Regions from separate parts of the Homo sapiens genome. Here region 2 is linked to region 1. Evidence: read pairs that join two places in POLR2A ChIA-PET (ENCODE). Cell type or tissue: CD4-positive, alpha-beta T cell. All regions are shown on one strand. Each heading gives the region's core, and the rest is flanking DNA. Links, peaks and the distances in the headings are about the cores only. Region 1 has its middle 13 kb from the start of LACAT1. Region 2 overlaps SEC14L1 (SEC14 like lipid binding 1).

The links. Peaks named below come from ENCODE experiments on the same cell type or tissue, not always from the same donor. Only the 100,000 strongest peaks of a DNase experiment are listed, where the experiment ranks them.
Region 2: POLR2A ChIA-PET joins it to region 1 with 5 read pairs; 5 of 35 experiments call an interaction of 5 or more read pairs at or near these places.

What each region holds. Positions count from the first base shown.
Region 1 is chr17:77,265,713-77,268,620 of GRCh38, reverse strand. No RefSeq gene overlaps it. Among named protein-coding and RNA genes, the nearest start is that of LACAT1, 13 kb to the right of the region's middle. RefSeq lists enhancers at 1,639-2,138, 2,139-2,640. In CD4-positive, alpha-beta T cell, for the core only: no CTCF peak of the experiment used is centred there; a DNase peak (open chromatin) is centred at 1,610.
Region 2 is chr17:77,177,647-77,180,554 of GRCh38, reverse strand. The region is part of intron 3 of SEC14L1 (SEC14 like lipid binding 1); the gene reads right to left. Among named protein-coding and RNA genes, the nearest start is that of SEC14L1, 38 kb to the right of the region's middle. In CD4-positive, alpha-beta T cell, for the core only: no CTCF peak of the experiment used is centred there; no DNase peak of the experiment used is centred there.

The DNA.
Region 1 (2,908 bases), core at 190-2,689:
GACACATTTTTTGAAATCAATGTTAGTATATTATTTTATTTATTTATTTTTTTAGACAGGGTCTTGCTGTGTCTCCCAGGCTGGAGTACAGCAGTATGATTATAGCTCACTTCAGCCTCAACCTCCTGGGCTTAAGTGATCCTCCGGCCTCAGCCTCATGAATAGCTGGGACTATAGGTGCCCACCACCACATCTGGGTAATTTGCAAATTTTCTGTAGAGATGGTGTCTCACTCTATTGCCCAGGCTGGTCTGAAACTTCTGGGCTCAAGCCATCCTCCCACTTTGGCCTCCCAAAGTGCTGGGATTACAGGCATGAGCCACTGTGCCTATCTCAGTGTTATTATATACATACACTATATATATCGGGTTCAAGTAATTCTCCTGCCTCAGTCTCCCAAGTAGCTGGGATTACAGGCATGCACCACCACACCTGGCTAATTTTGTATTTTTAGTAGAGAGGGGGTTTCAGGCCAGGCATGGTGGCTCACGCCTGTAATCCTAGCACTTTGGGAGGCCAAGGCGGGTGGATCACTTGAGGTCAAGAGGTTGAGACCAGCCTGGCCAACATGGTGAAACCTCATCCCTACTAAAAATACAAAAATTAGCCGGGTGCAGTAGCTCATGCCTGTAATCCCAGCACTTTGGGAGGCCAAGTCGTGTGGATTGCGAGGTCAGGAGTTCGAGACCAGCCTGACCAACATGGTGAAACCCCGTCTCTACTAAAAATACAAAAATTAGCCAGGCCTGGTGGCACGTGCCTGTAATTCCAGCTACTCAGGAGGCTGAGGCAGGAGAATCGCTTGAACCCAGGAGGCAGAGGTTGCAATAAGCCAAGATCGCACCTTTGCACTCTAGCCTGGGCGACACAGTGAGCGTCTCTCAAAACAAAAACAAAAACAAAATTAGCTGGGCGTGGTGGTGGGCACCTGTAATCTCAGCTACTTAGGAGGCTGAGGCAGAAGGATCACTTGAACCCGGGAGGTGGAGGTTACAGTGAGCCGAGATTGTGCCATCGCACTCCAGCATGGGCAACAGAGCAAAAACTCCATCTCAAAAAAAAAAAAAAAAAAAAAAAAGAGACGGGGTTTCAACATGTTGGTCAGGGTGGTCTCGAACTCCTGACCTCAGATGATCCACCTGCCTCGGCCTTCCAAAGTGCTGCGATTACAGGCGTGAGCCACTGTGCCCAACCAGTGTTATTATACTTTAAAGGGTCTTTTGTTTTATCTTAAATTAATGAAAGCTTTTACAAGTAAACTCACTGTTATTAGGACCTAAAGCAAGTTTCGGTTTGTTTCTGGATTTAGGTGGTTTGGTCTGCAGCCAATTTTCAAGCAGTCTTTCGCCATCCGCTCCTGATGTGCGGTTTCCATGTACGCCTGCATTCTATAGAATATATGATGCAGAGTCTGAGATCACGCAGCTCACACACACTGATTCCCTCCCCACGAGGCAGGGTTCTGGGTCTGTCAGTAACTGAGGCCCACAGAGGCCTGAGCTTCCCCCCAGACCAGGCGAGCCAGGGCGCAGCCTCAAGCCCTGAGGTTCAGGCGCTCCTGGTCCTCCACACCAGGCTTCTGACAGCTGCTGGGCTCCCCCGAAGAGCGCCCCCTTCCTGGATTCATCACAAGCGCATCCTCAGAGAAGGCACTTCCCTCCCTCACCAGCAGCCTGAGCAGGGCATGGCTCCTCCTCATTAACTTGGGGACCACAGATGCTAGAGACACCCCCACTTCCCACCTTCTTTAGCGAATCACTCCACGGGGGGAGCCTGGTGCAGCCGCGCCCCTTGCGTTGCGCCTGCCTGCTGCAGGGTGCCCTCCGTCATGTGCATAGGTGTCAATGTCACACAGAAAAGAGGGCTCTGAGGTCACAAAGTGGCAACAGTTGAACGTGAAACAAACCTTCACAGGCTTCTCTTCATTGCTGGACTTCTCAGAGCCTGTAGGAGGCTCGTGGGGGCTGTGGGTGTCCATAAGGGCTACAGCATGCAGCATTTCCCAAATGTATTGACCCCAGAACCTTTTCATCACAAGGCACCTTGCCAGTTCCACGGGACACCCTTTGGGGAACATAGGCACTGTGGGATGGGGGTGGAGGGGCATCCATCAGCCACCGCAAGGCCACACACTAGAGGTCAGCCAGGTGTCCAACCCCAGCGCCAAATGTAGACTCCTCCCAACCTTGGCCTGGTCCTCCCTGCCTATGTCACCTCCTGCTGGCCTTGCCTGCTGCTCCTCTGTCCCTCCACATCCCTCCTTGCAGGGGGAGGAGCCAGGATGGGCTTTCTGTGAGGAAACTGCCACTCCAGGGTGAGAAGAAGATATGGGACTGGCGTCCTCCCTGACACTTCATCTGTGCCTTTTGCTCCAGGGGAAGAGAGGATCCCTGAGAAACATCAACAGAAAAGCCTGAGGCAAGCTCCCATCTAGCTCCCATCTAGAATCTCATCCTTTAGCTTCCCTCTAGCTCCCATCTAGAATCTCATCCTTTAGCTTCCATCTAGAATCTCATCCTCCAGCTTCCATCTAGAATCTCATCCTTTAGCTTCCATCTAGAATCTCATCCTTTTTTTTTTTTTTTTCTGAGATGGAGTTTTGCTCTTGTTGCCCAGGCTGGAGTGCAGTGGCATGATCTCAGCTCACTGCAACCTCTGCCTCCTGGGTTCAAGCAATTCTCCTGCCTCAGCCGCCTGAGTAGCTGGGACTACAGGCGTGCGCCGCCACGCCCGGCTAATTTTTGTATTTTTTGTAGAGATGGGGTTCCACCATGTTGGCCAGGCTGGTCTCGAACTCCTGACCTCAGGTGATCTGCCCACCTCGGCCTCCCAAAGTTCTGGGATTACAGGTGTGAGCCACCACGCCCAGCCTAGAATCTCACTTAATCTCAGCTTTCCCTCTTACTCG
Region 2 (2,908 bases), core at 311-2,810, 88 kb after region 1:
CAAACCAGAAAATAAGGCTGAGGTGGGAGGATCGCGGGAGCCTAGGAGATGGAGGCTACAGTGAGCCATGATCACGCCACTGCACTCCCAACGGGGTGAAAGAGCCAGACCTTATCTCAAACAAAAACAAGAAAATACAATGACAATACTAAAATTAAAAACAAGCCGGGTGCAGTGGCTCACTCCTATAATCCCAGCACTTTGGGAGGCCAAGGCGGGCAGATCACCTGAGGTCAGGAGTTAAGAGACCAGCCTGGCCAACGTCTCTACTAAAAACAGAAAAATCAGCTGGGCATGGTGGCAGGTGCCTGTAGTCCCAGCTACTCGAGAGGTTGAGGCAGGAGAATCGCTTGAAACCAGGAGGCAGGGGTTGCAGTGAACCAAGATCACGCCACTGCACTCCAGCCTGGGTGACTGTGTGAGAATCCCTCTCAAAAAAATAACATCATAAAGTAACATAACATAACATAACATAACATAACATAACATAACATAACATAACATAACAAAACAAAACATAACATCAAAATAAAACAAAACAAAACAAAACAAAATAAAAACCTAAAAACAAATACGTAGGCCAGGCGCGGCGGCTCATGCCTGTAATCCCAGCACTTTGGGAGGCTGAGGCGGGCGGGTCACAAGGTCAAGAGATCAAGACCATCCCGGCTAACACAGTGAAACCCCGTCTCTACTAAAAATACAAAAAAAAATTAGCCGGGCGTGGTGGCGGGCGCCTGTAGTCCCAGCTACTCGGGAAGCTGAGGCAGGAGAATGGCATGAACCTGGGAGGTGGAGCTTGCAGTGAGCCGAGATCGCGCCACTGCACTCCAGCCTGGGCGACAGAGTGAGACTCCATCTCAAAAAAAAAGAAAAAAAGTAAAAATTTGACATAATCCAAGACATTTCTGAGATCAAACACATATAAAGCTTAAATTATGAACTTCATCTTAGAAGACCTCAAACTCCATGGTTCTGATGATACACTTTCTCCAAAGCTAACATTTAGCACGGAAAAGTAAGTTCATCCTAAAGTGCTATAAAATCAAAGGAAAAAGTATCATGATAGATGCGAAGTAACCCAACAAAAAAGGTTGGGTTTCTTTTCTAGGGCCTTCTCATTAAGGTATGATTATGATGAGTATCGTGGAAGGCATTAATTATAGCTGAAAGAACAGACAGTAAACATGTTGCTCACATGCCACGCACCAAAACATTTGCACTTCCAAGTATTTTAGCATTTTTGACCAGGAATAGGTTCTTTTTACCACCCCTCTCTCAATGCCTGCCTTCACAGTTTACCACGCAATGGTATAAAGCAGCTATGTTTACTTTTGATCAAGGAGCCATTTCAACACACATCATACCACACAACAGACAGGGAATGGGCCAACACCGGGAGGGCTGTGAGATATTCTGCATCAACCCATCGGAGCTTCTTCCATTCGTACACCCACTCCTTTGCTCCAAGAGTTCCAGACATGATATATATTCTTGCTAGAGGACAGGAGAAAGAAACTTCAAAATCTCTTCCAAATTCCACGTTTTCTCTTAGGAAACAGCATGGCTCTTCAAGGTATCCGTGCCACCTGGGGTGTTAAGCCTGTGACAAGGAAAGGTCACTACATCCAGCGACCATCTGTGTGTTCCACCCTCCAGCCTATGCTGAACTTCACCTGGACTACCTTCGTTTAACACACAGAGAGTCCCCAGCTCCTACCGGTCCGTGCGCTGCTGAGAACGTGGCCACGCTGCCGGCGTGCCAGCATTACTGCCTGAGCTCCACCTCCTGTCACATCAGTGGCAGCATCAGACTCTCACAGGAGTGAGAGCCCTATTGTGAACTGCACACACAAGGGATTGAGGCTGCACGCTCTGTAAGCTGCATGCTCCGTAAGAGAATCCAATGCCTGATGATCTGAGGTGGAAGAGTTTCGTCCCGAAACCATCCCCCTTCACCCCACAATCCGTGGAACAACTGTCTTCCACAAAACCAGTCACTGGTGCCAAAAAGGCTGGGGACCACTGCTTTAACAGAGACCTTCACATGACTTTATTAGCAGGCAACAGTGACACAATTCTAAAGGACCTTGAAAAAATTACCCACAAAATTAAAAACTTCACACGTAAAAAGTTTTAATTCCACAGAGAGGTCACTCATCTGATTTATCCACATTATATTTTAAAATAATGTCAAAAAACACACAGTAGTAGGTTTGTTTCCTGACCTCTTAAAATAACTCAAGTTAGTGACACCCACACTGTGTTTGACTCTATTCTGGAAGGCCGTGTTCTTGCAGCTCTGAGTGGCAGGTGGGATGGGAGTGCTATGAACCAAAATTACTGACGACGGTCTCCTCCTCAAGAGCAAGAGAAGCTGCTACTAAATACAGCTCCATCCGCTTTAAGATTTTCTGCCATAAATTTCCCTAAACCTTTGGGTCCTAGAAACAAGTGCTAGTGCATGAACACTGCACTCAAAAAAAAAAGGGGGGGGGGAGGGGAAGAAAGGGAAAAAGCCACGAGTACAAAGGGGCAGGCAAGCAAATCTTAGCAAAGAACTAGGGCATTACCCACCAAACCTAATTTGACAGCTCTGTGACACCCCCAACTCTGTCCCCCAATGACAGTGGCTATGATTTTATACTCTTCATAGGACAGCCATGTGTCCTGTCAAAATTGTTCCTGGTCCATACAAAAGAACTAGGTATATGTCAGTTATTTCACAGTATCCAGCAGAGGATTACAGCTTCTAAGTTTTGAACCACTGCTATAAGCACAAAACAAGAATAAAAACAAAAAATTATGCTCAAAAGAAAAATAATCATCTGCTAAAACACTAGCATGTCTACATTTGGCTAAAGCAAGACTACTATTCAGATCTAGCATTAGATATAATGTTTTAAGA